2 separate regions of the Homo sapiens genome follow, and region 2 is linked to region 1. A link is a loop called in an ENCODE intact Hi-C map of the cell type or tissue named here. Cell type or tissue: B cell. All regions are shown on one strand. Links, peaks and the distances in the headings refer to the core of each region. The heading gives the core; the rest is flanking DNA. Region 1 has its middle 9.6 kb from the start of RFK. Region 2 has its middle 30 kb from the start of FOXB2.

Region 1 (16,267 bases), core at 2,992-10,991:
ACTCTTGACTCCCGTCCTTAATAAGAGTGCTGCATTCCTTCTAATATAGGGAGGATGTCTCTCATATGGTAATTTCATCTGCTTCTAAGAAACAGAAAAGAGGTCAGAATGATTTTTTTGTATCTATTGTTTTTCAAGTGCTTTTAATTCAAAATAGTCAATATGCAAGAATGGTATATTTTTAACTTCATCAGCAGTGATACACCTAATAAGAAAAGCCTGGAGGTGAGAACTTGATAAATCATCCCTGGGTCTTACGCCACTAAGCCCTAGGTTGCAAGAAGGTATGAGAATTAAATGAGATAAAATAATTAAATGAATCATAGGAGGTAAATGAGGAGGGGTGGTTTTAAGAATAGAGAAAATGCTAAGTATTTTTCACACTGTCTCATGTAATCCTCTCATCAGCTTTGTTGGAAAGCATTAACCTAAACGTATAAAAATGGGCGGGGCATGGTGGCTTACGCCTGTAATCCCAGCACTCTGGGAGACCGAGGTGAGCGGATCTCTTGAGCTGAGGAGTTCAAGACCAGCCTGGGCAAAATAGGGAGACTTCCGTCTATCCAAAAATTTTAAAATAAAAATAAGTAAGAAAGAGAGAAAAAAGAAAGAAAAGAAAAGAAACAAGAAAAAAAAGAAGAAAGGGGAAAGAAAAGAAGAGGAGAAAATAAGAAAGAAAATTTTAAAAATCAGCCAGGGCCTGGCACAGTGGCTCATGCCTGTAATCCCAGCACTTTGGGAGGCTGAGGCCGGTGGATCACTTGAGCTCAGGAGTTGGAGACCAGCCTGGGCAACATGGTGAAACCCCGTCTCTACAAAAAATACAAAAATTAGCCGGGAGTGGTGGCGCTCACCTGTGGTCCTAGATACCCTGGAGGCCGAGGCACAAGAGTCGCTCGAACCTGGCGGCAGTTGCAGTGAGCTGGAGATCACGCCACTGCACTCCATATGGGGCAACAGAGCGAGACTCTGTCTCAGCCAGGTGGTGGTGGCTCGTGCCTATAGCCCCAGCTACTTGGGAAACTGAGGAGTGAGGATCGCCTGAGCCCCAGAATTTGAGGCAGCAGTGAGCTGTGATTGAACCACTGCACTCCAGCCTAATGACAAAGCAAGACACGGTCACTAAAAAAATAAATAGGCCGGGCGCAGTGGCTCTTGCCTGTAATCCCAGCACTTTGGGAGACCGAGGCAGGTGGATCACCTGAGGCCAGGAGTTCAATACCAGCCTGGACAACATGGCAAAACTCGGTCTCTACTAAAAATACAAAAATTAGCCAGGCATGGCAGTGAATGCCAGTAATCCCAGCTACTCGGGAGACTGGGGCGGAAGAATCGCTTGAACCCAGGAGGCGGAGGTTGCTATGAGCCGAGATTGCTCCATTGTACTCCAGCCTGAGTGACAGAGCAAGATTCCTTCTCAATAAATAATACATAAATAAATAGATAGATTTAAAAAAAAAAAGGAGAGTCTTGTAGAATGTTTAAGATGGAGCAGTCAGGCTCCAATCTTTAAAACTACCATTTACATGTCAAGTCATATGGGTAATTACTGTGTTATCAGCATAGGATATAGAAGAAAGAATTTTTTTTTTTTTTTTTGAACCAGAGTCTCACTCTGTCACTCAGGTTGGAGTGCAGTGGCGCAATCTCGGCTCACTGCAACCTCCACCTCCCGGGCTCAAGTGATTCTCCTGCCTCAGCCTCCCGAGTAGCTGGGACTACAGGTTTATGCCACCACGCCCGGCTAATTTTTGCATTTTTAATAGAGACAGGGTTTCATCATGTTGGCCAGGCTGTTCTGGAACTCCTGGCTTCAAGTGATCCACCTTCCTCGGCCTCCCAAGAAGGAAGAATTCTGATCATTTTCCACCACCGCTCAATAGCGTTCAATGGCTCCTCCCCTCTGACTGAAGAATAAACCCTCCAAGAGTTGTACTTCTAAGAACTCCCATCAAGTACTCAATCTGTTGATCAAAGCAGACCCCTCCACCTTGCTTCAGAGGCCAAAGCATATGCTTCAAATAATTCAATAATTATTCTGTAGGCTATAGGATTTATAATTTTTCTTCTTCATTTGACTCCAAAAATATGCTACCTAGCATTCTCAGTAAATCTAGAGTTGAGAGTCTATGTGTCTTTGCCAAACTTACTGCTTTTAACCAAGGAAGTATTCTAAAACGTGTTTTTTATTTCCCCCTCTGAACTGCACTTGCACATCCTTTCAGCTGCCTGTAGGGAAAGAGTCCACTTCTCTGGTTTAATTTGTCTCTGTAGAAAGAAGGATCACAAATAAGACTAAAGAGAAAGTAGAACTGGCAGCTTGTGAGGGAAAAGAAGGCTTATTCTAAGTAAGCAATGAAAAATGAATCTGAAGAATTCTTAAAATTCAGCAATAAGAAAATAAGCAACTCAATTAAAAAATGAGCAAAAGATCTGAATAAGCATATGAAAAGATGTTCAACATCATATATCGTGAGGGAAATACAAATTAAAACAACAATGAGATACTACTATATACCAATTAGAATGGCCAAAATTCAGAACACTGACAACACCAAATGCTGGCAACCATGTAGAGCAACAGGAACTTTCATTCATTGTTGGTGGGAATACAAAATGGTACAGCCCCTTGGAAGATAATATGGCAGTTTCTTATAAAACTAAACGTACTTTTACTATGTTATCCAGAAATTGTGCTCACTTATATTTAATCAAATGAGGTGAAAACTTTTATCCACACAAAAACCTATTTGTTTTTGCTTTCCGCGCTACCTACAGAGGGGCCCATACGGCGTTGTTCTGGATTCCCGTCGTAACTTAAAGGGAAACTTTCACAATGTCCGGAGCCCTTGATGTCCTGCAAATGAAGGAGGAGGATGTCCTTAAGTTCCTTGCAGCAGGAACCCACTTAGGTGGCACCAATCTTGACTTCCAGATGGAACAGTACATCTGTAAAAGGAAAAGTAATGGCATCTATATCATAAATCTGAAGAGGACCTGGGAGAAGCTTCTGCTGGCAGCTAGTGCTATTGTTGCCATTGAAAACCCTGCTGATGTCAGTGTTATATCCTCCAGGAATACTGGCCAGAGGGCTGTGCTGAAGTTTGCTGCTGCCACTGGAGCCACTCCAATTGCTGGCCACTTCACTCCTGGAACCTTCACTAACCAGATCCAGGCAGCCTTCCGGGAGCCATGGCTTCTTGTGGTTACTGACCCCAGGGCTGACCACCAGCCTCTCACGGAGGCATCTTATGTTAACCTACCTACCATTGCTCTGTGTAACACAGATTCTCCTATGCGCTATGTGGACATTGCCATCCCATGCAACAACAAGGGAGCTCACTCAGTGGGTTTGATGTGGTAGATGCTGGCTCGGGAAGTTCTGCGCATGTGTAGCACGATTTCCTATGACCACCCGTGGGAGGTCATGCCTGATCTCTACTTCTACAGAGATCCTGAAGATATTGAAAAAGAAGAGCAGGCTGCTGCTGAAAAGGCAGTGACCAAGGAGGAATTTCAGGGTGAATGGACTGCTCCAGCTCCTGAGTTCACTGCTACTCAGCCTGAGGTTGCAGACTGGTCTGAAGGTGTACAGGTGCCCTCTGTGCCTATTCAGCAGTTCCCTACTGAAGACTGGAGCGCTCAGCCTGCCACGGAAGACTGGTCTGCAGCTCCCACTGCTCAGGCCACTGAATGGGTAGGAGCAACCACTGACTGGTCTTAAGCTGTTCTTGCATAGGCTCTTAAGCAACATGGAAAAATGGTTGATGGAAAATAAACATCAGTTTCTTAAAAAAAAAAAAACCTATTTGTTTTTACCCCAATCCATTTTTACCCCTACTCCCACTGAATGCAAATGGAATGGATGAATGGATGTTTTATTTCTATTTTATTTTATTTTTATTTTGTTTCACATGGATGTTTATAGCAGCTTTATTCAGAATTGCCAAAACGTGGAAGCAACTGAGATGTCCTTCAATAGGTGGGATAAACAAGCTGTTGTATATCCATATAATGCCATACTATTCTGTGCTAAAAAGAAATGAGCTATCAAGCCACAAAAAGACCTAGAGGAAACTTAACTGCATATTACTAAGTGAAAGAAGCCAGTCTGAAAAGGCTACATAACACATGATTCCAATTATATTACATTCTGAATAAAACTATGGAGACAGTAAACAGATCAGTGGTTACCAGGGTTTGGGGAAGTTGGAGGTCGGAGGGAGGGATGAATGTGAAGCACAGGGGATTTTTAGGGCAGTGAAACTATTCTGTATGATACTGTCCTCATGAATATATGACATTATGCATGTATCAAAACCCATAGAACTATACAGCAACAGCAGCTGCCAACCTAAAACTGCTCTAAAAAGTAGAGTCTATTAGTTTTTGAATAATTAATCTAAAAATTTCTGACTTGGAGTCTGACATCAACGTTCACACCTTCCACACCTAAATAGTTACCAAGTCTCTCCCAATCCATTTTTACCCCTCCTCCCACTGAATGCAAGCCATGACCCCTTACCTGCACAGGTGTAGCCAACTCTATTCTCCCAGCCTTAGATTTGACACTAGTCTCTCTCTACTGCTTTTTCGTGCTGCTATAACCTTTCAAATGCCAATCTGATCAAATCACACTAAAAGTCATGTTCTGCTTCCCTCTGTCTTAGGATCAGTCTAAACTAAACCATTGTTCACAGATTCTCCCTATCACACTCCTCAGCTCCTGCCTCTACATTCTCTACCCAGAAGCCCTAGGGAACTTTACCAATTCCTCTAACTCACTCTTTGGACTTCATATAAACAGGCTTCCTAGCATGAGACAATGCTACCAGTAGGCCAGAGAGCAAGGGAACCCTGTGAGTCAGGTATGCTTGACAATGCCTTCCAGAGAGGTGGGACTTGAGCTGGAGCCTTGGGGCATGTGTGAATCGACTAAACAGAGAAGAGGAAAGAAAAATGTCTAGCTAGGGAGAGTTCCTGTGATCATATTTCCAAGAAAGGGATGTGCAGTAAACAAGCCAGAACTACTAAGCTCTACTGAGAGGTGATAGAGCTTAGTAGTAGGTAAGGGGGACTCTGGCTCTTACACCAGTTTCCTGTCTGTGAGAAAATAATCACCATAGCACCTCATAAAGCATTTGAAAGATTTAAGACTTAATGCATGTGAAGTAACTAAATCAGTGTGTAATGTGTAGTAAGCCTTCTGTATTGGCTGTTATGATGATGATTACCTGTTGGTCTGCTATAGAAAATTCATTATAACTGGACTACAGTCCAAATAAGCTGGCTGAGTGTAAGTGTCTTCAGAATTCTACCTTGGAAAACAGACATGTAAAATTCTACATAAAAGCCCAATATAGAAAATAAATAATGTTTTATTTATTTATGTATTTACATATTTATTTTAGAGATGGGATCTCGCTATGTTGCCCAGGCTAGAGTGCAGTGGCTATTCACAGGCAAGCTCATAGCACACTATAGCCTCGAAATCCTGGAATTAAGCCATCTGCCTGCCTTGGCCTCCTGCATAACTGGAACTACAGGTGTACACCACCATGCCATAAAAACAAGTGTTATTTTATAACCACAAATGTATTTGTGGTTCAAACTCATAAAATTTACTTCATGTAGTACAAATTTACTCAATAAGAACACATTAATGAAGTTTACAGTGTAAAGAAAGAAAACTAATTTTTTTCCTCACCCCTAATGCGTTGTTAGAAGGGACCCCCTGTAACAAAAAACAGATTATCAAAGCAAGAGCAAACATGTTTATTATCATGTATATTTTATATGTATATGGGAGATGCCCAGGGAATGAATAATTCTCAAAGAGGTGACTCAGACCTCTAGCTTATATAAACTTCAATAAAGAACATTAAGGACCAGCACAGTGACTCACTGCTATAATCCCAGCACTTTGGGAGGCTGAGGCCAGAGGATCCCTTGAGCCCAGGAGGTTGTGGCTGCAGTGAGCCATGATCATGCCACTGCACTCCAGCCTGGGTGACAGAGCAAGACCCTGTCTCAAACAAACAAACAAAAAACACACTACATTTCTAAAGAAAGGACAAGACAGAGGAAAAGAACTTTGAATCTCTGGAGGTGGCAAATTGTGGGAAGGCAAAATAATGATAGATGAAGTCCACTTAGCAAAGCTTATTAACGTAGATTCCTCTTGTGCCATCTCCAGCCAGATGAGGGCTACAGTTGTCTTCAGTGGTTAACTTTTGTCCTTCCGGGTACAGAGGGAAGAAGGGCACCTTTGTCTTTGTAAATCTGTGTCCTGCCACTAGGTAAACAGAGGAGAGGCAGAGAGCTTTCCTGTATCTGCTTCCTCCCACTTGCTCTTAGCTTAAAAATTTTTTTGTCAAAGAGGCATATTTTTTGGTTAACACATCCAGTTTTCCTTCAACACTCTCAACTACATCCGAATTTGCTTCCTATCACTGTTTGTACTGTTGTATCATATTAAATTCAGAAAACATATTTTAAAATAACATTTTGAAAACTAAATTCATAAAAGACATTTTTAAATGAAATGTGCTTTGAATATTTAGAACCTTTTGAAGCACACAAATTGTAAATTACTCATCTGGTCTAACATTGTTATTTTGCACCAAAAAAAAGCAGACTGAGAGCCTACGACCTACTAAACCCAAAAGAAAACAGAGAGTCTACAAAATGCTGAGAAGCTGTCCATCCGTTTGACAATGGACCTAAGATCACCTTTTCTGAAAGAGTTAAGTGATCTCCAGGTCTGTCTGCTATATGCAGCTGCCTCATAATAACCCATAATGAAATGTTTATTTGGCTGATTTTTTTTTTTTTTGAGACAGTGTCTCACTCTGTTGCCCAGGCTGGAGTACAATGGCATGATCTCGGCTCACTACAACCTCCACCTCCTGGGTTCAAGTGATTCTCCTGCCTCAGCCTCCTGAGTAGCTGGCATTACAGGCACGCGCCACCACGCCCGGCTGATTTTTGTGTTTTTAGTAGAGACGGGGTTTCACCCTGTTGGCCAGGTTGGTCTCAAACTCCTGACCTTGTGATCTGCCTGCCTCGGCCTCCCAGAGTGCTGGGATTACATGCATGAGCCACCGTGCCCAGCCCTGATTGTTTAATAAATACACCGCACATATGGAAATGGAAGGTTGTCAGTAGTACTAATAAACAATTCTTATACCTATATGGAATGTAAACCAAATTTTGTCAACTTCTACCCACATGAGACACTAAAAATATCTCTGGAAAATTAGATTCTAATGTCAGGTCAGGCCTGAAAACCAAGAGCTTACCTACAATATCAAATGTTTTAGAAAAAGGTATTCCTTCCTTCATCCATTCATTCACTGGCTGCTTTAATAGGGTCCACTCCAAATCAAGGGTGTGATGATTACTAATTTTTAAAAATCGATACTCCACAAATATTTGAGTACCTACTGTTCCTTGTGTATTTCCTGTATGGCTTTTTGATTTTTGTTTTTTGTTTTTGCATTGAGCAAAAATTGCTTGTATTACAGGGGAAAAACTATGCAAATGCAATGTTAAATTCTCACCACCAAAACCAAAAGCACTACAAGAATTTCATTCCTCATGCATCCACAAGATGGCATATTAAAATTTTGCTTTTTACTGACATGAACCTAGAACTGCGGTGACACATGAAATAAGAACTGCAAATGGAAAATGAAAGTTAGGGAATGAGGTTCATCAGGCCCTGTGCTAGACACGGGAGGATTCTGTACTCAGAAATGTTTGGCCTGCTCATTGCTTCATGTGCTTGGATCTGGTTCTTTGGTGAAGCATGGCTACTGCATTCTATCTTCTTCCTCAATCACAAAAGATAAAAAGACTGTCTTAATTTAGAAAGTTAATGCTTTTTGATGTTTCCTTTGAATATATGTTTCACTATAGAAGAAGAAAATGGAGAAAGAGAAAAAGGAGGAGAAGAGCACCTAGAATTATAGGCAGAAGAATTCAGACTTCTTTCCCATTAAAAAATTGTTTTTAATTATACATTTGGTGCAATGATGGTATAGGAGATAAAGATGCTAAAAATTTCTGAGACGAAGAAGAAGGAAAACTTTCTAGGACACTGGACTCTTTTCAGAATAATGAGTAAATATGTCTGAGATTCTGGAGATGAACTTTGACCTCTGTTCGGAGTAATTCCCCTTCTAAGGCAGGATTTACTGATAGTGAAATTAACCATTCTTTAGTGTCCATGACAGCCGTCTGTCTTATGTTCTCTCAAATTCATGATACCTTTGGAATGTGACCGTGATGGCAAAAATATAGGTGTTACCAACAGTAATTACATATAAAATTATTTCAGTTTGTCTTCAAAATTACTGGTGTTTCCCTCCTTTTTTCTCACAATGATGATATAAAATTTTAGGAATTTTTTTTAATTTTAGAATTTTTTTTCTGTCCAATATATAAAATAATACAGCTACTTAGAAAATTGGTCTAATCTGCTGATGTGTCAGCATGAACTATATATTTAGAAGATGAAAAATAAAAGTGTGTAGTGGGGTGGTGGTATAGATTGGAAAATTATTACCAGCTGAATAAAAAATAGTAGGCTAAATTAAAAATGCTCCCAAATATTTTTCACTCCTTTTATTGAGAGGGGAAGCCCATTTCCTCTCCCCACTAAAACTGACCTGGTTGTGAAATTTGACCAATAAAATCTGGCAGAAGTGATATCGTGTAACTTCAAAGGTGTGCTTACAGAGAACTGTAGCAACTCTGTGATAGGCTTTGAATGCTCTCTGTTAGAAGCTGGGCATGATATAAGTCCAGCTACCCTTCTAGAGAAAGAGATATATGAAGAGAGGCCTGAAGTATCCTGGACATTTCAGTCTCAAATGAGCTCCTGGAAGGAATACTGCTCAGGTGAGACCCAAGCAACCCAGAAAATAATTTGAAATAATAGATTATTTTAAGTCATCTTTTTTTTTTTTTTAAACAGAGTCTTGCTCTGTGGCCCAGGCTGGAGAGCAGTGGCGTGACCTCAGCTCACTGCAATCTCCACCTTCCAGGTTCAAGATTCTCCTGCCTCAGCCTCCCAAGTAGCTGGGATCACAGGCGTGTACACCACCATGCCTGGCTAATTTTTGTATCTTTTTCTAGAGATGGGGTTTTGCCATGTTGACCAGGCTGGTCTCAAACTCCTGGCCTCAGATGATCTGCCCGCCTCAGCCTCCCAAAGTGCTGGGATTACAGGCATGAGCCACCAGACCCAACCCAAGTCATCAAATTTTGAGGTGGTTTGTTCTACAAAAATAGCCAAACCAGCTAGTGAGCTCTGTTTTGCCAATACTTTTTTCCTTTAAGTAGACTTTTTTTAAAAAGCAGTTTTAGGTTCACAGAAAAATTGAGAAGTACAGAAAGTTCCCATATACTCCCTGACCTTCAACACACACACACACACACACACACACACAGGCTTCCTCACTATAGACATCCTGCACTAGGCACTAGAATGTACATGTTACAACTGATATATGTGCATTGATGTAATATCACCCCAAGTCTGTAATTTACATGAGAGTTCACTCTTGGAGTTATACATTCTATGGGTTTACACAAAGGAATACCGACTTGTATCCACCATTATCGTATCATACAGAGCATTTTCACTGTCATAAAAATCCTCTGTGCTTTACTTATTCATCCCTCCCTCACCCCTAATCCTTGACAACCACTGATCTTTTAACTGTCTTCATAGTTTTGCCTTTTCCACAGTGACACATAGTTGGAATTATAAAAGATGTAGCATTTTCAGACTGGCTTCTTTCACTTAAAAATATGCAGTTAAGTTTCCTCCACGTCTTCATGGCTTGATGGCTCATTTATTTTTAGCATAGAATAATATTCTATTGTCTGTGTGTATCATAGTTTATTTTCCTATTCTCCTATTGAAGGACGTCTTGATTGCTTCCAAGTTTTGGCAGTTCTGAATAAAGCTGCTCTAAACATCAATCTGCAGGTTTTTGTGTGAATATAGGTTTTCAATTAATTTGGGTAAATACCAAATAATACAATTGCTGGATCATGTGGTAAGAGTATGTTTAGTTTTATAGGAAACTGCCAAACTGTGTAACAAAATGACTATACCATTTTGCATTCCCACCAGCAATTAAGGAGAGCTCCTGTTGCTGCACATCCTTGCCAGCATTTGGTGTGGTCAGTGTTCTGGATTTGGGCCCTTCCAATAGGCCTAGAGTGGTAATTTGCATTTCTCTGATGACATATGATGTGGAACATCTTTTCATATGCTTATTTGCCATCTGTATATCATCTTTGGTGAAGTGTCTGTTCAGGTCTTTTGCTTATTTAAAAACATCAGACCAGATGCAGTGGCTCATCTCAGCACTTTGGGAGGCCAAGGTGGGAGGATTGCTCGAGCCCAGGAGTTCAAGACAGCCTGGGCAACATAGTGAGACCCTTTATCTACAAAAATATTTTAAAAATTAGCTGGGCATGGGTGATATGTGCCTGTAGTTCCAGCTACTTGGGAGGCTGAGGTAGAAAGATCACTTGAGCCTAGGAGATCAAGGCTACAGTGAGCCATGATTGTGCCACTGCACTCCAGCCTAAGCAACAGAGCAAGACCCTGTCTCAAAAAAAAAAAAAAAAAAGAAAGAAAGAAAAAAGAAAAATTGGCTAGGCGTGGTGGCTCACGGGTGTGGTGGCGTGCACCTGTAGTCCCAGCTACTCAGGAGGCTGAGGCAGGAGAATTGCTTGAACCCAGGAGGCGAAGGTTGCAGTGAGTCGAGATTGTGCCACTGCACTCCAGCCTGGGCAACAGAGCGAGACTCCATCTCAAAAAAGGAAAAAATCATCAGGTTGTTCACTTTCTTCTTGTAGAGTTTTAAGAGTTCTGGCCAGGCACAGTGGCTCATGACTGTAACCCCAGCATTCTGGGAGGCTGAGCCAGGTGAATCACTTGAAGCCAGGAGTTAGAGACCATCCTGACCAACATGGCAAAATCCAGTTTCTATTAAAAATACAATAATTAGCCGGGCATGGTGGCTCATGCCTGTAATTCCAGCTACTCAGGAGGCTGAGGTACCAGAATCATTTGAACCCCAGAGGCAGAGGTTGCAGTGAGCTGAGATTGTGCCATTGCACTTCAGCCTGGGCAGCAGAGAAAGACACCATCTCAAAAAATAAAATAAAAAGTCATTCCCATACACAAGGTCATCTAGATTTTCTCCTATGTTATCTTCTAGGAATTTTATAGTTTTGCATTTTACAAAATGATCCATTTTGAGTTAATTTTTTTTTTTTTAGCTTCTGGGTCAGTGTTCTCTATTGCCACACTACTGCACTGCATTTACACTTCAAATTTCTAAAATAGGATTTATATATTATAATAGAGTTATTTTTCTCATTTTGAACTAATTTTGGGCATGAGTATAAAGTCTATGTCTAGATTCTTTTTTTTTTCCTGCATGTAGATGTCCAGTTGTTCCAGCAGCATTTCTTGAACACTCTTGTCCATTTTCTCCTTTGCTCCTTTGTGAAACATAAATTCACTATATTTATTTGGCTCTATATCTGCCTCTCTGTTCTGTTCTATTGATCTATTTGTCCACTTTTTCATCAACACTACTATGTCTTGATTACTTTTAGTAAATCCTGTAGCTTTATAGTAAATCGTGAAGTCAGGTAGTGTCAGTCCTCTGACTAACACTCATGCATGATTATGTTGGCTATTCTGGGTCTTTTGTGTCTCCATATAAACTTTAGAATCAGTTTGTCAATATCACAAAATAACTTGCTGGGAATTTGGTTGGTATTCTGTTGAATCTATAGATCGCATTGAGAAGAACGGACATCTTAACAATATTGAATTGCCAATCCTTGAACATGGAATACTTCTTCATTTATTTAGTTCTTCTTTGATTTATTTCATCAGAGTTTTGTAGTTTTTCTCATATAGATCTTGTACATATTTTGTTAGATTCATACCTAAGTATTCCATATTTTGGGGTGTTAATATAAATGGTATTGATATTATGTTTTAAGTTTCTAATTCCACTGGTTAATTGCTGATATACCAGAAAGGAATCAAATTTTGTGTGTTAATCTTGTATCCTGCAACCTTGCTATACTTATTTATTAGTTCCAGGAATCTTTTGTTGTGGTGGTTTATTCTTATGGATTTTCTACGTAAATGTTCAGATCATCTGCAAACAAAGACAGCTTTACTTCTTCCTTCTCAATCTGCATACCTTTTATTTCTGTTTCTTTCCTTACTGCATTAGTTAGGACTTCCAAGTATGATTTTAAAAGGGAGTGGTAAGAGGGGAAATCTTTGACCTGCTCCTGCTCTGGGAAAGCTTCTAATTTTTCATCATTAGCTGTGGGGTGTTTTTGTAAATGTTCTTTATTCTATTGAAGAAGTTCCCTTTTATTCCTAATTTGCTGAGTTTTTGTCATGAATGGGTATTGGTTTTATCAAATAATTGTTCTGCACCTATTAATATGATCATGTTTTTTTCTTTTTTAGTCTGTTGAAATGATGAATTATTAATCATTAATTTTCAAACATTGAACCAGGCTTACATACCTGGAATAAATTTCCTTGGTCATGTATATAATTTTTTTTTCTTGCAGCCTCAGTTCAAAGGATCTTTTTACACATTGTTGGATTTAACTTGCTAATATTTTGTTCAGAATTTTTACATCTATATTCATGAGATACTGGTCTGTAGTTTTCTTGAAATATCTTTAGTTTTGGTATTAGGATAATGCTGGTCTCATAGAATGAGTTAGAAACCACTTCCTCCGCTTCTATTTTCTTTTCTTCTTCTTCTTTTTTTAGATGGAGTCTCACTCTGTCACCCAGGCTATAGTGTAGAGTGGCACAATCTTGGCTCACTGCAGCCTCTGCCTCCCAGGTTCAAGCAATTCTCCTGCCTCAGCCTCCCAAGTAGCTGGGATTACAGGAGTGTGCCATGACACCCAGCTAATTTTTGTAATTTTTAGTAGAGACGGGGTTTCACCATGTTAGCCAGGCTGGTCTTAAACTCCTGACCTGAAGTGATCCACGCACCTCAGCCTCCAAAAGTGCTGAGATTACAGGTGTGGGCCACCATGCCTGGCCTCTTTACTTCTATTTTCTGAAAGAGATTATAGAAAATTAGTATGATTTCTTTCTTAAATATTTAGAAGAATTCACTGGTGAATTTATCTGGGCCTGGTGTTTTTTGTTTTCGAAGGTTATAATTGTTCAATTTCTTTAATAAATATAGACTTATTCAGAATGTATATTTCTTCTGCATGAGTTTTGGCGAACGTGTCTTTAAGGAATTAGTCTATTTTACTTAAATTATAAGATTTGTAGACATAGAGAGTTTCATATTTCTTTATGATTCTTATAGTGCTCCCAGCATTTGTAGTGATGTCCCCTCTCTTATTTCTGATGTTATTAAGTTGTGTGTGTGTCTCTCTTTTTTTCTTGGTTAGCCTGGCTAGAGGCTTATTGATTTTATCAAAGAAACTGCATCTGGTTTCATTTATTTTCTCTATTGATTTTCTGTTTTTATTTTTATTGATTTCTTTTTTGGACTGTGGGGAGGTGAACAGAGTGTTGCTGTATCACCCAGCCCAGAGTGTGGTGGTGCAATCTTGGCTCACTGCAAACTCTGCCTCCTGGGTTCAAGTGATTCTCGTGCCTCAGCCTCCTGAGTAGCTGGGATTACAGGCGGGTGCCACCATGGCCTGCTAATTTTTGTGTTTTTAGTAGAGACGGAGTTTCACCACGTTGCCCAGGCTGGTCTCGAACTGCTGACCTCAGGTGATCCACCTGCCTCGACCTCCCAAAGTGCTGGAATTGCAGGCATGAGCCACCGCATCTGGCTGATTTTTATTGATTTCTGGTCTAATTTTTATTATTTCTTTTCTTTTGCTTGCTTGGGATTTAATTTGCCCTTTTTTTTTCTAGTTTCTTAAAGTGGAAGCTTAGATGACTGATTTTAGATATTTTTTCCTATCCAATATATGCATTCAATGCCCTAAATTTCCCTCTAAGTACTATTTTCACTGCATCCACAAATTTTGATAAGTTGTGGTTTTATTTTAATTTACTTCAAAATATTTTAAAATTTTTCTTGAGATTTCTTCTTTGACCAATGTGTTATTTAGAGTATGGTTTAATTTCCAAGTATTTTGGGATTTTCTAGCTATCTTTCTGTTACTGGTTTCTAGTTTAATTCCACTGTGACCTGAAATAATATATTGGATGATTTATAATATTTAAAATTTGGGCTGGGCACGGTGGCTCATGCCTGTAATCTCAGCACTTTGGAAGGCCGAGGTGGGTGGATCACCAGAGGTCAGGAGTTGGAGACCAGCCTGACCGACATGATGAAACCCCATCTCTACTAAAAATACTAAAATTAGCTTGTCATGGTGGCAGGCATCTGTAATCCCAGGTACTCTGGAGGCTGAGGCAGGAGAATCGCTTGAACCCAGGAGGCAGAGGTTGCAGTCAGCTGAGATTGTGCCATTACATTCCAGTCTGGGTGACAAGAACAAAACTCTCTTCAAAAACATTAATTAATTAATTAAAATAAAATTTGTTAAGGCTGGGTGCGGTGGCTCAGGCGTGTCATCCCAGCACTATGGGAGGCCAAGGCAGGCAGATTATTTCAGCCCAGGAGTTCAAGACTAGCCTGGGCAACATAGCAAGACCTTGTCTCTATTTTTAAATAATAAAAAAAGTTTAAAAAAATAAAAAACTAATAACATTTTTTAAGGTGTGTTTTAGGACCCAGAATGTTATCTATCTTGTTCCATTTGAGTCTGAGAAGAATGTGTATTCTGCTGTTGTTGGGTAAAGCAGTCTAGAAATGTCAATTATACCCCATTGATGGTGCTGTTGAGTTCTGTTAGAGAGATACTGTAGTCTCCAAGTATAACAGTGGATTCATCTGTTTCTCATTGTATTCCTATCAGTTTTTGCCCCACATATTTTACAACTTTGTTGTTAGGCACATATACACTATGGATTGTTATGTCTTCTTGAAAATTGAGCCCTTTATCCATTATATAATGCCATGCTTTATCCCTGATCATTTTCCTTACTCTGATGTCTGCTCTGTTAGAAATAAATATAGCTGCTCCCACTCCCTTTTGATTAGTGTTAGCATGGAATATCTTTCTCCATCCCTTTACTTTTAATCTATATATGTCTTTACATTTAATGTGGGTTTCTACATAGACAACATATAGTTGAGTCTTGTTTTTTAATCCACTCTGACAATCTCTGTATTTTAATTGGTATATTTAGACCATTGATATTAAAGTGATTATTGATATAAATGGATGAATATTTACAATATTTGTCACTCTTTTCTATTCATTGTCTTTATTCCTTGTTCCTGTTTTTGACTTCCACTTTTTCCCTGCCATTTTGGGGGTTTTTTTTGTTTGTTTTTGAAATTTTTTATTATTATTTTTTGAGACAGGGTCACACTCTGTTGCCCAGGCTGGAGTGCAGTGGCATGATCATGGCTCACTGCAGCCTTAACCTCCTGAGCTCAAGTGATCCTCCTGCCTCAGCCTTCCACATAGCTGAAACTACACATGTATGCCACCATGCCTGGCTAATTTTTGTATTTTTTGTAGAGATAGTATCTCACTATGTTGCCCAGGCTGGTCTTGAAATCCTGGGCTCAAGCCATCCACCTGCCTCAGCCTCCCAAAGTGCTGGGATTATAAGTGTGACCCAATGCACTCAGCCCATTTGTGATTTTACTTGAGCATTTTATATGATTTCATTTTCTCTCCTTTTTTAACACATCAATTATACTTTTTTTTTTTTTTTTTTTTTTTTAACAGAGTCTTGCTCTGTGGCCCAGGCTGGAGTGCAGTGGCATGATCTTGGCTCACTGCAACCTCCACCTCCCGGGTTAAAGCGATTCTCCTACCTCAGCTTCCTGAGTAGCTGGGACTACAGGCATATGCCTCCACACCCAGCTAATTTTTGTATTTTTAGTAGAGACAAGGTTTCACCATGTTGGCCAGGCTGTTCTCAAACTCCTGGCCTCCAGTGATCTGCCCGCTTTGACCTCCCAAAGTGCTGGGATTACAGGCATGAGCCACCATGCCTGGCCAATTATGCTTCTTTTAAAAAATAATTTTTTGGTTGCTATACAGTTTGCAATATACATTTACAACTAACTGAAGTCCACTTTCAATTAACACTATACTGCTTTATAGGTAGTGCAAGTACTTTATAATA
Region 2 (16,267 bases), core at 2,824-10,823, 590 kb after region 1:
GCCCTCATGAAATGAGTTAGGGAGGAGTCCCTTCTTTTCAATTGTTTGGAATAGTTTCAGTAGACATGGTACCAGCTCTTCCTTGTACCTCTGGCAGAATTCAGCTGTAAATTTGTCTGGTCTTGGACATTTTCCGTCCAATTTCAGGACGTGTTGTTAGCCTATTCAAGAATTCAATTTCTTCCTGCTTCAGTCTTGGGAGAGTGTGTGTGTCCCAGAATTTATCCATTTCTTCTAGATCTTCTAGTTTATGTGTATAGAGGTGTTTATAGTATCCTCTGATGGTAGTTTGTATTTCTGTGAAGTCAGTGGTGATATCCCTTTATCATTTCCAATTGTGTCTGTTTGATTCCTCTCTCTTTTCTTCTCTATTAGTCTAGCTAGTGGTCTATTTTATTAGTTTTTTCAAAAGAACAGCTTCTAGATTCATTGACTTTTTGAAGGGTTTTCTGTGTCTCTGTCTTCTTTGGTTCCACTCTGATCTTGGTTATTTCTTGTCTTCTGCTAGCTTTGGAGTTTGTTTGCTCTTGGTTCTCTAGTTCTTTTTGTTGTGATGTTAGATTGCTGATTTGAGATCTTTCTAGATTTTTGATGTGGGCATTTAGTGCTGTAAATTTTCCTCTTAACGCTGCCTTGGCTGCATCTCAGAGATTCTGGTATGTTGTCTCTTTGTTCTCATTAGTTTCAAAGAACTTCTTGATTTCTGCTTTAATTTCATTATTTACCCAGGAGTCATTCAGGAGCAGGTTGTTCAATCTCCATGTAGTTATGTGGTTTGGAGTGAGTTTCTTTTTTTTTATTTTTTTTTATTTGATTGCACTGTGGTCCAACAGACTGTTATGATTTCAGTTATTTTGCGTTTGCTAAGGAGTGTTTTACTTCCAATTATGTGATCAATTTTAGAGTAAGTGCCAAGTGGAGATGAGAAGAATGTATATTCTATTGTTTTGGGGTGGAGAGTTCATAGATGCCTATCAGGTCCACTTGATCCAGAGCTGAGTTCAGGTCCTGAATATCTTTGTTAATTTTCTGTCTCAATGATCTGTCTAATATTGTCAGTGGGGTGTTAAAGTCTCCCACTATTATTGTGTGGGAGTCTAAGTCTCTTTGTAGATCTCTAAGAACTTGCTTTATGAATCTGAGTGCTCCTATGTTGGGTGCATATATATTTGGGACAGTTAGCTCTTCTTGTTAAATTGAACACTTTACCATTATATAATGTCCTTCTTTGTATTTTTTTTATTGTTGTTGATTTAAAGTCTTCTTTGTCAGAAACTAGGATTGTGGCCCCTGCTTTTTTCTGTTTTCCATTTGCTTCGCAAATTTTCCTCCATCCCTTTATTTTGAGCCAATGTGTGTCTTTGCATGTGAGATGGGTCTCTTAAAGACATACCAATTGGGTCTTGACTCTTTATCCAGCTTGCCATTCTGTGTCTTTTAACTGGAGCATTTAGCCCATTTACATTTAAGGTTAATATTGTTATGTGTGAATTTGATCCTGTCATTATGATGCTAGCTGGTTATTTTGCAGACTTGTTTATGTGGTTGCTTCATAGTGCTGCTGGTCTCTGTACTTCAGTGTGTTTTTGTGGTGGCAGGTAATGGTTTTTCCTTTCCATATTTAGTGCTTTTTCAGGAGCTCTTGCAAGGCAGGCCTGGTGATGTCAAATTCCCTCAGCATTTGCTTGTCTGAAAAGGATCTTATTTCTCCTTAGCTTATGAAGCTTAATTTGGCCAGATATAAAATTCCGGGTTGGAAATTCTTTTCTTTAAGAATGTTGAATAGTGTCGTTTCTGTATCTTGGCTATTGTAAACAACGCTGCGATGAACATGGTAGTACAAATATCTTTTATTTGGTCTTCCCCCAATCTCCTCTGGCTTGTAGAGTTTCTGCTGAGATGCCCACTGTTAGTCTGATGGGCTTGCCTTTGTAGTGACCTGGCCTTTCTCTCTGGCTGCCCTTAACATTTTTTCTTCCATTTCAACCTTGGAGAATCTAAAGATTGTGTGTCTTGGGATTGATCTTCTCATGGAGTGTCTTACTGGGGTTCTCTGGATTTCCTGAATTTGAATGTTGGCCTGTCTTGCTAGGTTGGGAAAATTCTCCTGGATGATATCCTGAAGTATGCTTTCCAACTTGGTTCCATTCTCCCTGTCACTTTCAGGTATTCCAATCAGTCATAGGTTTGGTCTTTTTACATAATCCCATATTTCTTGGAGGTTTTGTTCATTCTTTTTCCTCTATTCTTGTCTGCCTGTCTTATTTCAGAAAGATAGTCTTCAAGCTCTGAGATTCTTTCCTCCACTTGGTCTATTCTGCTATTGATGCTTCTGATTGCATTGTGAAGTTCTTGTGTTGTGTTTTTCAGCTCCATCAAGTCAGTTCTGTTCCTCTCTAAATTGGCTATTCTGGTTATCAGCTCCTGTACTGGTTCTTAGCTTCTTTACATTGAGTTAGAACATGATCCTTTAGCTCAGTGAAGTTCATTATTACCCACCTTCTAAAGCCTACTTCTGTTAATTCAGCCATCTCAGCCTCAGCCCAGTTCTGTGCCCTAGCTAGAGATGTGTTGGGTCATTTGGAGAAGAAGCAGCACTCTGGCTTTTTGAGTCTTCAGTGTTTTTGCGTTGATTCTTTGACATCTTTGTGGGCTTATCTCCCTTCGATCTTTGAGGTTGCTGAACTGTGAATAGGGGTTTTGTGGGGTCTTTGTTGTTGATGTTGTTGTTATTGCTTTCTGTTTGTTTGTTTTCCTTTAACAGTTAGGCCACTCTTCCATAGGGCTGCTGTGGTTTGCTGGGGGTCCACTCCAGATCCGAGTCACCTCAGTCCCTCCCTGGACGTATCACCAGCGAAGGCTACGAAACAGCAAAGATGGCAGCCTGCTCCTTCCTCTGGGGGCTCCATCCCAGGGGGCACCAACCTGATGCCAGCCTGAACGTTCCTACAGGAGGTGTCTGGAGACCCCTGTTAGGAGGTCTCACCCAGTCAGGAGGAACAGGGTCAGGGACCCACTTAAAGAAGCAATCTGGCTGCCCCTTGGCAGAGCAGGTGTGCTGTGCTGGGGGGAGCCCTCCTCATCCAGACTGCCCAGACTCTCTAGAGCCAGGAGGCTGGGAAGGCTATGTTAGCTAAATCACAGACAGGGTGGCCACCCCTCCCCCGGGGACTTCGTCACAGGGAGAGATCAGATGAACTCATGATTTTTAAAAATAGATTTCCTAGTTCTGACCGTTGAAAGAGTCTAGAAGTACCAAAACTCCGGTAGCAATTAGCATACCTAGTATCTGGATCTTGGCTTCTAAATACCATTCCCCAATAAAAGGAATCAAATATCCTCAGTAAAAGGTTGAATTCCAAGTCTGGGGCAAGGAAAGGACAAGATGAGACATCTTGTTTTGCCAGAAAGCAAGGAAGCCTTTACTAAAGAAATGATAAGGGCATATCAGTAAAACACAGCAACCAGTTTTCAGGGCTTCTACTTGGCAAATTTGGGGAAATTGTAGCCTCAATAAGTATAATGAATTGTTAAATATTGAATAAATGAAAAGGCATAAGTCCACATACAATACTCAAAGGAGGCAAAACAAAACAAAATTAATTTGGCACCATGGAAGATTATGACTATTATTTTAACTTTCAACTCCTTACTCTGAAAATTGGAAATTAAAACAAAAGAACTATTTTCCCTGCTTCCTAAGAGCAATGGTAGTTAATCTCCAGGTGATCTAGAAAAGCTTCTTCAGAGAAGAATGTCGGCTAATAAGTTTGCAACCCCCAGTGAAATAATTGATTCAGAAAATGACTAAATCAATGAATGTTAAAATCATTAGTTAAAAGATTGCTGGGAAAAGGACAGTGTCATATATCTCCAGTTGCTTGCTAATTGCAAAGGGGAAAATGGGCCTTTACAATCAGAGATCTACTTGTCACAACAAAACCAAGTAACTTAGCATCATTAATAGTGAAACAACCTGGCATTTTGTGCCTCCTGATGTGGTGCAATATGAAGTACACAATAACATTTATAAAGTTATCTGGCCAAAATATTCTACCTGAATCTCATCAAGGTTTCAGAGCTGACTTCCAGTTTATAGTAGCTACAAGCAAGAGAGGAACTAGTTAAAAGATAAGATATTGCATCAGACACACTTATGTATCAGATCCTCTCGGCCTCATCTGTCTCCAGGGACATTGTGTTCAGCTCCAGGCATCCTTGCAGAAACCAAGTCTGCCTGGGCTCCAGAAGACTTTATGTGGGCAGCACCCTACAGTGCTGCTTCTCATCCCAGGCTTCCCCCGAGACAGAGATATGAAACTTCGCAGCCAGTTCCAGGCTTGCTCATGCACAAACTGAAAGGAGGGCAGGATTCACTCTGTAGGGTGCACATGACTCTTGCATCGGTGGAGTATGAAAGCCGGTGGATACATTCTTCCCTGTTGTCTCCTTCAAACAGATCATCTTAAGAAACAGCCATTGACATGCTGTCTCAGATGATCCCACAAGATAAAGTAGCCAACCTACTTAATAGTAGAGAACGGGAAGCATGATAACACATAGTCATATCACCTCACTCCCCTTCCCTGCCTCATTACCAACTGTACACACCCACACCTGCTCCCCAGGCCTGAACTTCCAAGGAGAATTGTAGCATATAGGCCTTGCCTCAGGTTCTAACATCTGAGGAACAATGCACGTTAAGAATGATCCTATGGGTGGGGCGTGGTGGCTCACGCCTGTAATCCCAGCACTTTGGGAGGCTGAGGCGGGAGAATCATGAGGTCAGGAGATTGAGACCATCCTGGCTAACACTGTGAAACCCCGTCTCTACTAAAAATACAAAAAAATTAGCCAGGCATCGTGGCGGGTGCCTGTAGTCCCAGCTACTCGGGAGGCTGAGGCAGGGGAATGGCGTGAACCTGGGAGGCAGAGCTTGCAGTGAGCCGAGATAGTGCCACTGCACTCCAGCCTGCGCAACAGAGTGAGACTCCGTCTCAAAAAGAATGACCCTATGAGGCAACATATCTAGAATGCAGGATAATCCAAATGACAATAGGCCTTGACTTAAATACGTATATATGTATATGTGTATTTACATATGTATATGTATATATACATACACTCAGCCAGGAGCGGTGGCTCACACCTGTAATCCCAGCACTTTGGGAGGTGGGGTGGGTGGATCACCTGAGGTCAGGAGTTCAAGACCAGCCTGGCCAACATGGTAAAACCCCGTCTCTACTAAAAATACAAAAATTAGCCGGGCATGGTCATGCATGCCTGTAATCCCAGCTACTCGGGAGGCTGAGGCAGGAGAATAGCTTGAACCTGGGAGGTGGAGGTTGCAGTGAGCTGAAATTGTGCCATTGCACTCCAGCCTGGGCGACAAGAGTGAAACTCCATCTCAAAAAAAAAAAAAAAAAAAAAAATATATATATATATATACACACACACACACACACATATATATGTATATATGAATGGATGAAACAACTAAATGTAATGTGTGAGCTTTGATTGGATGCAGTTGAATAAAACCAGCTATGAAAGGTATATGGGAAATAACTAGGAAATTTTGAATATGAAATGGATATTAAGTAATACTTGGAAATTACTGTTGATTTTCTTAGATATGGTCATGGTTTAGCAGTTACATAGAAGAAAGTCTTTATTGTTAGGAGTTATATGCTGAATATTTAGGGCTGATGTGTCATAACATCTGCAACTGGCTTCCAAATATTTCAGAATATGTATATATTTTTTTGAAGGAAAGCATTTATACCTTAAAAGATAAATACACAGCTAGATGTCCCCCAAAAAGTAAAGCAGCTGTTCAGAAGTACTCATTCCTCAAAAGCTACAATTTCACTATAGAATTTAGTCCACCCACCATGTGTAAGCGTGAAGGATTGTGAGAGGGCCTTTCAAAGGAAAGATGAGATGGCTCCACCTGGTATGTTGGAATAAGATGCGAGAAAGAGAGAGAGAGAGAAAGAGAGAGTTGAGGGGTGGGGGAAGATTTTTCTAAAGGAAATACTAAGATTTTCTTCTAATTATCCCGAAATTTTAAAAATAAAAGTTTTCACTTAAACTGAGAAACTTGAAGATTTCAGTGTGTTCAACTGCAGGTAAGAGCGCTAGACTTTCCTCGAACAGAAACTGGTTACCTGTGAAGCCCTATACAACATGCTGTGAGCACAGTGCCTACAACACTAAAGGCCAAATGACAGTTCAAGCTGAATCTGGCTCAATTTCCTAGAAAAATGGCACCATCTGCTGGCTGGGCAAAGGCAAACTTTATAGACCTGGACTCTGGTAGGTCAAGGAAATCAGTACCATACTGCAAAACTTTCAGGATTTATCTCTGTGATTGGAAAGAAGTCTGAGTACATTCTATGGATAGTCATCCCTTAGGCAGAGGAGAGAGATAATCTCTCTCATTTCATCACATTAAAGTCCCATAAGAGTTTCCTGGGATGCTTCTGCTTGTTCTTAGCAGAGAATGAGAATGTCAACCAGCCTATCAAGGATAATATGACCAAAGTACCCCATCCTTTTACCCTGCCACCTCTTCATCCTCCAGCCCCTGTCACTTTCTAAGATTCTAATATTTCTGCTCTCAACTCTGTTTTGCTTTTGTAGAAACATCCGATAATATGGTGATCAGTTCAACAGAATGACATATTCACCATGTCCCCAAGGAGGAGATGACTGAGATTTCAAATTCTCAAGCAGCCTCAATGCAGCCAGAGATTTAAGAGGGCTATGTGTCCAGAAGGAGACTCTGGGCAAACGCAGAATGGATTCAGATTACTCAAATTCCTGTCAGATTTCTTAACCTGGTGGGCTATACCAAACCCAAAAACTTTAAGCAGCCTCTACTTTTGCTTATTTTCTCCTAAGCCCAACCTTGGCTTTCTTTTGAATCTCTATGAGCAGAGACATGGCTCCTTAAGAAAGGAGACACTTCAATCCTGTTATAGGCTAAACTGTGTCCCCCAAAAATTTATGCATTGTGGCCCTAACCCCCAGTATTTCCAAATGCCTATATTTGGAGATAGAGCCTTTAAGTTAAATGAGGTCATTAGTGTGGGTTCTAATCCAATATGACTGATATCTTCATAAGAAGAGGAGATTCGGACCCAGACACACAGAGAGGGAAGACCATGTGAAGACACAGGAAAAAGGGCATCTGCCAGCTAGGAGAGAGGTCTCAGAAGAAACCAACCCTGCTGCCACTGCGATCTCAGACTTCTAGACCCTAGAATTTTGAGAAAATAAATTTCTGTGATTTAAGTCTGTGGCACTTTACTTTGGCAACCCCAGCAACCTAATACAAAAGTCCATCTTTTAACAGTAGCTGAGAGAGGGAAAGGGAAGTGATGGAAATTGATGTGAAGAAGAAGCATGTCATGGAAAGAGGGGGCTTTGAAGCTTCTCCCTCCTGCCCAGCCTCCACCCACTATGGCGCATGGTGGGCTTTTGAGGACTCCATTAGGTCTTTGACCCACATCAGAGGTCCTCTTTCTTGGAGCTGAAATAAGGTTGAGAAGCTTTGAACTTCCTCTAGCTATTCGAGAATGTAGCCAGCAATTAACTTGTTTATTGCCCTTTACATACCAATTAGCAAACAACCATTTGTTGCTGAGCAATGTGTAAAGCTCTGAACAAGGAAGAACTTACATTTCTTATAAGTTAATTACATTTATTTCACCTTTTCCAATTGCAAAAGCAAAACATTTTTATCAATGAAAGCAAAGAAGATATAAAATATAAAGGAAAGATTGTCATCTGTAATTTCCATCCTTAGACAACTATTATTTACTGTTTTAATCTGTTTTATTTCAGTCATTTTTCTACACATATGTTTAACCAATTAGGTTCATATACATAGTTTCATATTCTGCTTTTTTCACTTAACATATTGATAAAACAGTTTTCTCATTTTATTAAGTATTATTGTCTTCTCTATCTTCTTGAGACTTGTGTGATACAGAGAAGTGAGGTCAGCAATAAAGATCCAAGAGGGGGTCCCCAGCCCCATGCAACCACTACCAACAAGCCAGTGAAAGGGCATGGGCTCCATGTCATTGATGCAATGCACATTTGCTGACCAGTCCCCTGTTACTGCTATAGCAGCCATTGGCAAGACAGCCTGCTGCAACCAACGTGAGCAGTGATCACAATGACCATGACCATGCAAACACAGAGAAACAGTCTCTCTTTGTTCAATTCGCTTGATAGAGGTTTAAATCATTAAACAGTCTCCATATCTCCCTATTTAATTCTCGTGTCTCATGACCTACTTTGCCTTTAGACTTTCACACTTCTTTAATGCAAATTCACCCTGCTTTGACACCACACTAACATAGAACCAAATTAAACTCTCTTAATAGCTTTCTTGGTCTCTGGAGAATGCAGGTCTGTTTCTGTCCAGACCCTATACCCCATTTTCTCTGCCACAGGTGGATATAGTTCTTTTTTAAAAATATTTTTTAATTTCAATAGTTTTGGGGGTACCAGTGGTTTTTGGTTACATAGATGAATTGTATAGTAGTGATGCCTGAGATTTTAGCGCACCTGTCACTCTACCCAATATGTAGTACCCAATATGTGGTTTTTTATCTCTTGTGCCCCTCCTATCCTCCCCCTTGTGAGTCTCCATAGTCTGTTAAATCACTCTGTATGCCTTTGCGTACTAATAACTTAGCTCCCCCTTGTAAGTGAGAGCATATGGTATTTGGTTTTCCTTTTCCGAGGTGCGTCGCTTAGAATAATGGCCTCCAGCTCCCTCCAGGTTGTCGCAAAAGACATTATTTCATTCTTTTTATGGCTGAGTAGTATTCCCTGGTGCATACATACCACATTTTCTTGATCCACTCATTGGTAGAAATTATTCTTGAAAGGTCTTTCTTTTTTTTTTGTCATTTTTTTTTTCCTTTTTGTGGAGAACGGGGTCTCTCTATATTGCCCAGGCAGGTCTCGAACTCCTGGGCTCAAGCTATCCTCCTGCCTCTGCCTCTCTGAGAGCTGGGATTACAGGCATGAACCACTGCACCTGGCTTGTGAAAGGTCTTTCTAAGAAATTTTAAGACTTGCCTTTCCTTGCCCTTTTCTCCAGTTACCTTGCCTGTACAACACACTTAGATAACACTGAGACCAACACCAACCTCCCCTAAACACACACACACACACACACACACACACACACACACACACTATACCCAGCTGGCCTCATCTCCCTTCTGAACTCAAGGGAGCTTTAGGAGTTTCTTCAACCCTACTCCATTTCTCCACACCTCTTCTTCTCCCTTTAGAGCATGCTGTTCTAAGTACTTTACAGTGATTAACTCAGTTAACTCTCACAGAAACCCTTTGAGCTAGGTACCATTATCCACATTTTAAAAATAAGAGAACTCAGAGGAGCAGAAGCAAAAATGACTAACACAAGTCCAACCGAAGCCACACAACTAGTAAGTGGGCAAATCAGAACGTGGAGTCCACATTCTTGCTTTAGAAGCTTGTTGCACTTGGCCAGGCTTGGTAGCTCACGCCTGTAGTCCCAGCACTTTGGGAGGCCCAGGCGGGCGGATCACGAGGTCAGGTAATCGAGACCATCTTGGTTAATATGGTGAAATCCCATCTCTACTAAAAATACAAAAAATCAGCCAGGTGTGGTGGCACATGCCTGTGATCCCAGTTACTCAGGAGGCTGAGGCAGGAGAATTGCTTAAACCAGGGAGTCGGAGGTTGCAGTGAGCCGAGATCACACCACTGCACTCCAGCCTGGGTGACAGAGCAAGACTCCATCAAAAAAAAAAAAAGAGAGAGAGAGAGAAAGAAAGTTGTTGCACTTAATGGCTACAATGGTTAACACGTGTTGAGAACTTACTCTGTGCTAGATATTCTGTAAACAGAATCTCATAACGACCCTATCAGATAGGAACTATTATTAGCTCCATCTTACAGTTGAGAAAACTGAATGTATTATAGTCACTTCACCCTCTTACCAAGTCAATCATTGGCTTCATTGAGTTTTTTTGTTTTGCTTGGTTTTTACATTTACTTTTTATTTTTTATTTTATTTTTATTTTTTTGAGAAGAAGTCTTGCTCTGCCGCCCAGGCTGGAGTTCAGTGGCATGATCTCGGCTCACTGCAACCTCCGCCTCCCAGGTTCAAGCGATTATCCTGCCTCAGCCTCCCAACTAGCTGGGATTACAGGCATGCACCACCACGCCTAGGTAATTTTTGTGTTTTTAGTAGAGAGGGGGTTTCACCATATTGGCCAGTCTGGTCTCAAACTCCTGACCTCAGGTGATCCACCCACCTGGGCCTCCCAAAGTGCTGGGATTACAAGCATGAGCCGCCACACCCAGCCTGGTTTTTACATTTATTTTTAATATTTATATTTACATACAGTAAAATTTACTTTTTTGGATGTGCAGTTCTATTGCCAAATACAGAGAGGCCTATATCCACAACTACAATCAAGATAGAGAATAGAGTGACTCCCTTCCATGGCACTAACTCCTGGCTAGCTCTCCCCTTCACACCGCCAGACCCAGTGGCAGCGGCGAGGGACTTTGACTCCCAGGATGGGGGTGGGGATGAGTCCTCAATGGGAACCCTGGTGCAGAAGGTGCGGGGTGGTGGCACTGTCAGCAGGGACCACTGGGAAGTTGAGGATGAGGACATCAAAAATAACTGGGAAGATAATGACAAAAAAGAAAAAAAACAAAGAGGAAGCAGAAGTAAAACCAGAGATTAAAATTTCAGAAAAAAATAAATAGCAGAGAAGATAAAAGAGAAAGAACAACAATAGAAGAAAAGGCAAGTAGAAATTAAAGAGAGGTTAGAAGAACCTGAGAACCTAAAGTTCTAAAACCCAGAAGAACAGAAGAACAATTTAACAGATAAACCGTGCTAAAGAAATTATAGGAAGAGTCAGACCTCAAATTAGCAAAGGAAATTTTCATAGTTAATAATACAGGCAGGGCCCAGTGGCTCACACATGCCGAGGTGGGCAGATAACCTGAGGTCAGGAGTTCAAGACCAGCCTGACCAACATGGAGAAACCCCATCTCTACTAAAAATATAAAAAATTAGCCGGGCGTGGTGGCGCGTGCCTGTAGTCCCAGCTACTTGGGAGGCTGAGGCAGGAGAATCACTTGAACCTGGCAGGTGGAGGTTGCAGTGAGCTGAGATCACACCAGTGCACTCCAGCCTGGGCAACAGAGCAAGACTCCATCTCAAAAAATAATAATACAGTTTATGGAATAAATGCTATGAACCCATCTTTAAGAGATGACTTTACAGAGTTTGGAAAGTTACTAAAAGATAAAATTATACAATATGAAAAGTCACTATATTATGCCAGTTTTTTGGAAGTCTTAGCTGGATATGTGTGTATTTCACTGGAAATTGATGACTTGAAAAAGGTTACCAGTTCACCAACTGTGCTTTACGGTGAAAAACAAAAGCAAGCAAAGCAAAGCCAAAAAGAAGAAATGTGTGGTTCCTGGAGGGGGGTTAAAAGCCACCATGACAGATGACCTGGCAGGTTATGGTGGTGATGATGAAGCAACATCATTGTCTGGGGTAAATACCTGAGATTCATTGTCTCACGTCCACGGAAAACTGGATGTGGACATACAAAGAGTGAGGTGCACAGTGGAAGTTTAACAGGTAAAAGAAAGAGAAAAGCTCTCTGCAGAGAGAGGGTGCCTGGAGAAATGGGTTGCTGCCTCCACGGTGAAGGGCAGGAGGTTTTATAGATGAGCTTGGGGAGGCGGTGTTTGATTTACATAGGGCGCAAAAGATTAGTCGGACCAGGTGTGCCGTTTGCATAGCGTGTGAAAATCTGGCCATCCCCACTCTCATCTTTTATTATGCAGATGGGTTCTCTACCTGGCCGGCACCATGTTGCCTATTCTTTTACTGTACCATGGTGACAAAGAAAAGGGAAGATGAACTCTCCATGTTGAACATACCTGGCCCTCAGGTAGCCCGTTTGCATTGGCACAGCTGCCGGCATTCCCACCGTCCAAGCTTCTGGCTTGCTTATCCATGTCTGCAGCTCAATTTTTCAGGCTGCTCTTTGTTAGAAAAGAAATTATTTGGGGGCTGCCTTTTTTTGTTAAAAGGGAAATTCTGCCGAGGAAACTTTTACCTTCACTATCTTCCTGGATAACTTACTTACTTTCTTTTTTTTTTGATAGAGTTTCGCTCTTGTCACTTAGGCTGGAGTGCAATGACACAATCTCGGCTTACTGCAACCTCTACCTCCCAGATTCAAGCAATTCTCCTGCCTCAGTCTCCCAAGTAGGTGCAACTACAGGCACGCGCCACCACGCCCAGCTAATTTTTGTATTTTTAGTAGAGACGTGGTTTCACCATGTTGGCCAGGATGGTCTCGATATCTTGACCTCATGATCCACCTGCCAAAATGTTGGGGTTACAGGCGTGAGCCACCGTGCCTGGCCTCCTTTTCCTTCTTAATACGATCTAGTATCTAAAAATAAGAGTACCAAGCCCTAGAAAAGTCTTCAAATAGCCCAGCCTGTGGGCTTGGTGGCTCACACCTATAATCCTGGCAGTTTGGGAGGCCAAGGAGAGTGGATTGCCTGAGCTCAGGAATTCAAGACCAGCCTGGGCAACATGGCAAAACCCCGACTCTACTAAAAATACAAAAAATTAGCTGGGCGTGGTGGCAGGTGTTTGTAATCCCAGCTACTCAAGAGGCTGAGGCAGCAGAATGGCTTGAACCCAGAAGGCGGAGGCTGCAGTGAGCCAAGATTGCACCACTGCACTCCAACCTGGGTGACAGAGTAAGACTCTGCCTCAGAAAAAAAAAAAAAAAAAAGCCCAGCCTGTACATCAGACCCTTCTCTACATTTTAATGTGATTATTTGTATAGGCTTCTTACTAGTGAACCACCCTGAATGTTTAGAATAAGCTTCTTTGGTCATGGTTTACTTTCTTCCAATGTGCTGTTACAATCTACTTGCTGGTATTTGACTTAGGATTTTTGCATCAAGAGTTTTAAGCGAGGTTATTCTGAGGTTATTTCTTCCTTGTGCTTTTTTGGTCAGGTTTTTATATCAGTGTTATGCTAGCCTAATACAAATAATCACGAGGCCTTCTTTCTCTGTGGCATTAGATAGCTAAAATAACTCATCCATCTTTTTTCTTTTCTTTTCATTTCTTTTTTGAGACAGGGTCTCGCTCTGTCTCCAGGCTGGAGTGCAGTGGCATGATCTCAGCTCACTGCAACCTTTGCCTCCCCAGTTCAAGTGATTCTCCTGCCTCAGCCTCCCGAGTAGCTGGGACTACAGGTGAGCGCCACCACACCCGGCTAACTTTTGTATTTTTAGTAGAGATGGGGTTTCACCATGTTGGCCAGGATGGTCTCCATCTCTTGACCTTGTGATCCACCCATGTTGGCCTCCCAAATGCTGGGATTACAGGCATGAGCCACTGCGCCAGGCCTCCATTCATCTTTTGTTTTTTTTGAGACAAAGTCTTGCTCTTGTCCCCCAGGCTGGAGTGTAATGGTGCGATCTCAGCTCACTGCAACCTCCACCTCCCCGGTTCAAGCGATTCTCCTGCCTCAGCCTCCAGAGTAGCTGGGATTACAGGTGCCCACCACCAAGCCCAGCTAATTTTTGTATTTTTAGTAGAGACAGGGTTTCACCATGTTGGCCAGGCTGGTCTCGAACTCCTGACCTCAGGTGATCTGCCTGCCTTGGCCTCCCAAAGTGCTGGGATTACAGGCGTAAGCCACCACGCCCAGCCCATTCATCTTTTCTATAAAGGTTTGTCAAGTCACTTTTTGACAAGAAAAATGAGGGGTTTTTTTATACAAGATGGAGCTATAGGTTGTCTCTGCTCAGACAGGCTTTCCTTAATTTCCACCCTTCATTTTATTTTCTTTTTTGTTTCTTTGTTTTGTTTTGAGATGGAGTCTTACTCTGTTGCCCAGGCTGGAGTGCAGTGATGCAATCTCAGCTCACTGCAATCTCCGCCTCCTGGGTTCAAGCGATTCTCCTACCTCAGCCTCCCTCCTGCTAGGACTACGTGCACGAGTCACAATGCCCAGCTAATTTATTGTATTTTTAATAAAGATGGGGTTTCACCATGTTGCCTGGGCTGGTCTCAAACTCCTGAGCTCAAGTGATCTGTCTGCCTCAGCCTCCCAAAGTGCTGGGATTACAAGTGTGAGCCGCCGCGCCCAGCCTTATTTTCTTCTCGCTACCCTCACCCCCTTCCTTCTGCTCCTTCCAGGAGTCTCAGCAAAAGCTTCCTTTTTACAACTTGCCTTTTTAGTACTCTTCTAATTTTACCTGGAAAATGCCATTTATAGTATATTTACCCTCCCTATTTGTATGTGTCATATTGCTGAGTTAGAAAATCACAAAACTTTTCATCAACGTGGTTGTTCCAAGACAATGTTTTGTTGTGGGAGAGGTAGAGGTGGTACTCTGAAGCTATCCTAAATGTCTATAGGATGTTTCTCAGCAAGCCACATGCATCCTAATTCCCCTCTCTGGTTTTGGGTGGTTCAATATTATAAAGAGAAGCATTGGGGGAGCAAATATAAGACCACAAATATTTCATGCAATATCAGTTATGGCTATAGAAGCAAAGGAAACAGAGAACAGAAATAACTCTGTGAGCTAACAGTGTAGGGATGGTAGGCAAGGGTAATTTCTCAGATGAAATGTCCCTTTAACTATGCTTACAGAGAGGGCCTCAGAGGCAAATCAGGTTATGGCTTTTAAAAACTCACTACTATTTTTAGACCATGGCATATTATAAAATAATTTATTTTTGACAATTCTATACAGTCATCCGTTGGTATTTTAGGGGAATTGATTCCAGAACCCTTCCTGGATACCAAAATTCCTGATGTTCAAGTCTCTTATATAAAATGGCATAGTATTTATACATAACCTACACACACCCTGTTGTATACTCCAAAGAGGCCCTTTTGACATTTTTGTACAATTCTTCTCTAGGGTAATGACCATTAAAAGTTAATTTATTCTAAAGGTTAATGTAAATAAATTTTGAATGTGAATCTATTGTATTTGCTTCTAAGATCACACAGAGATCTCTTGTTTATGCCCCCCTTTTGTTGGCAGTAAGATCTTTTTTAGATTACAAAAAAAATAAAAAGAAAGAACCTTCAAGCTCGCCCTAATAAGAAATCTCTTTGCAAAGTCATATCTAAAGTCATAAGTCACTTTAAAACTCAGTCCACCACGGGAACATGCTGAGCTCTGGAACGAGGTGGTGCCTGCGGTGGCCTGTGTCCCAGAGGCCCCTTCAAGGTGCTGGCCCAGCTCTGCAGCTCATCTGTTGACTCCTGCTCCCTCTGCTGGCCCCGCTGCTCAGTGGCCATCCCCAAAACAGTATGTGTGTCAGATGTACGATGGGCCTCAGGAGACAGCAAAGACTGGTCCTTTTGGGGAAACTGAGTCCCAGTTGGTGATGGGCCTTGCTCAAACTCAGTCAGTGGCAGGGCCAGCACTGCAGCCAGTCTTCCCACTGTTCCCCAGTCCTCACAATTACACAATTACTCATGGCTACTCAAATATTTTAGAGCTTGGTGGTACTCCTCACCTATGAGCTGCTTTTCCAAAAACAAACACATTTCAAAGTGCATATATTATTAATTTATAATGTACAAATAATGGTTGACATTTTGACTGAGTTAACCGAAAGATTTTTTTTAAAGGATTCTGTTACTGATGCTGGTGATACACATAACAAAAATAATGAATCCCAAAAACACTGCGCTGAGCAAAACAAGCCAGACATAAAATAGTACATGTGTAAAGTTCCATTTATTCCTTTTACATGAAGGTCCAGAACAGGCAGAACTACCCTATGCTGATAGAAATCACCTCACTGATTGCCTGGGACAGGAGGAACTTCCAGTGGGCCCAGGGGAACATTTTAGACTGATGCAAATGTTCTAGATCTTGATTGTGATGTTGATGGCACAGCCACACACACTTGTCAAAACCCATTGAACATTTGTCAAAACCCATTGAACTATACATTTTATTTTATATTATTTTATTATTTTTTCTTTTTGAAATAGGGTCTCACTCTAGCCCAGGCTAGAGTACAGTGGCATGATCACAGCTCACTGCAGCCACGATCACCCAGGTTCAAGCAATCCTCCCACCTCAGCCTCTTGAGTAGCTGAGACTACAGGCACGCACCACCACATCTGGCTAATTTTTGTATTTTTTG

The links. A loop is a pair of places that touch in the nucleus more often than their neighbours do. Peaks named below come from ENCODE experiments on the same cell type or tissue, not always from the same donor. Only the 100,000 strongest peaks of a DNase experiment are listed, where the experiment ranks them.
Region 2: it touches region 1 in a loop (8-fold over the local background); 4 of 110 quality-filtered maps call a loop at or near these places.

Annotation. Positions count from the first base shown.
Region 1 is chr9:76,395,863-76,412,129 of GRCh38, forward strand. It overlaps a transcript of GCNT1 not described here and the pseudogene RPSAP9. Among named protein-coding and RNA genes, the nearest start is that of RFK, 9.6 kb to the left of the region's middle. RefSeq lists enhancers at 6,111-6,405, 12,870-12,919. In B cell, for the core only: CTCF peaks have their summits at 7,617 and 7,817; a DNase peak (open chromatin) is centred at 7,659; H3K4me3 peaks cover 670 bases; H3K27ac peaks cover 443 bases.
Region 2 is chr9:76,981,528-76,997,794 of GRCh38, forward strand. No RefSeq gene overlaps it. Among named protein-coding and RNA genes, the nearest start is that of FOXB2, 30 kb to the right of the region's middle. In B cell, for the core only: a CTCF peak has its summit at 6,299 (motif pointing left); no DNase peak of the experiment used is centred there; H3K27me3 peaks cover 608 bases.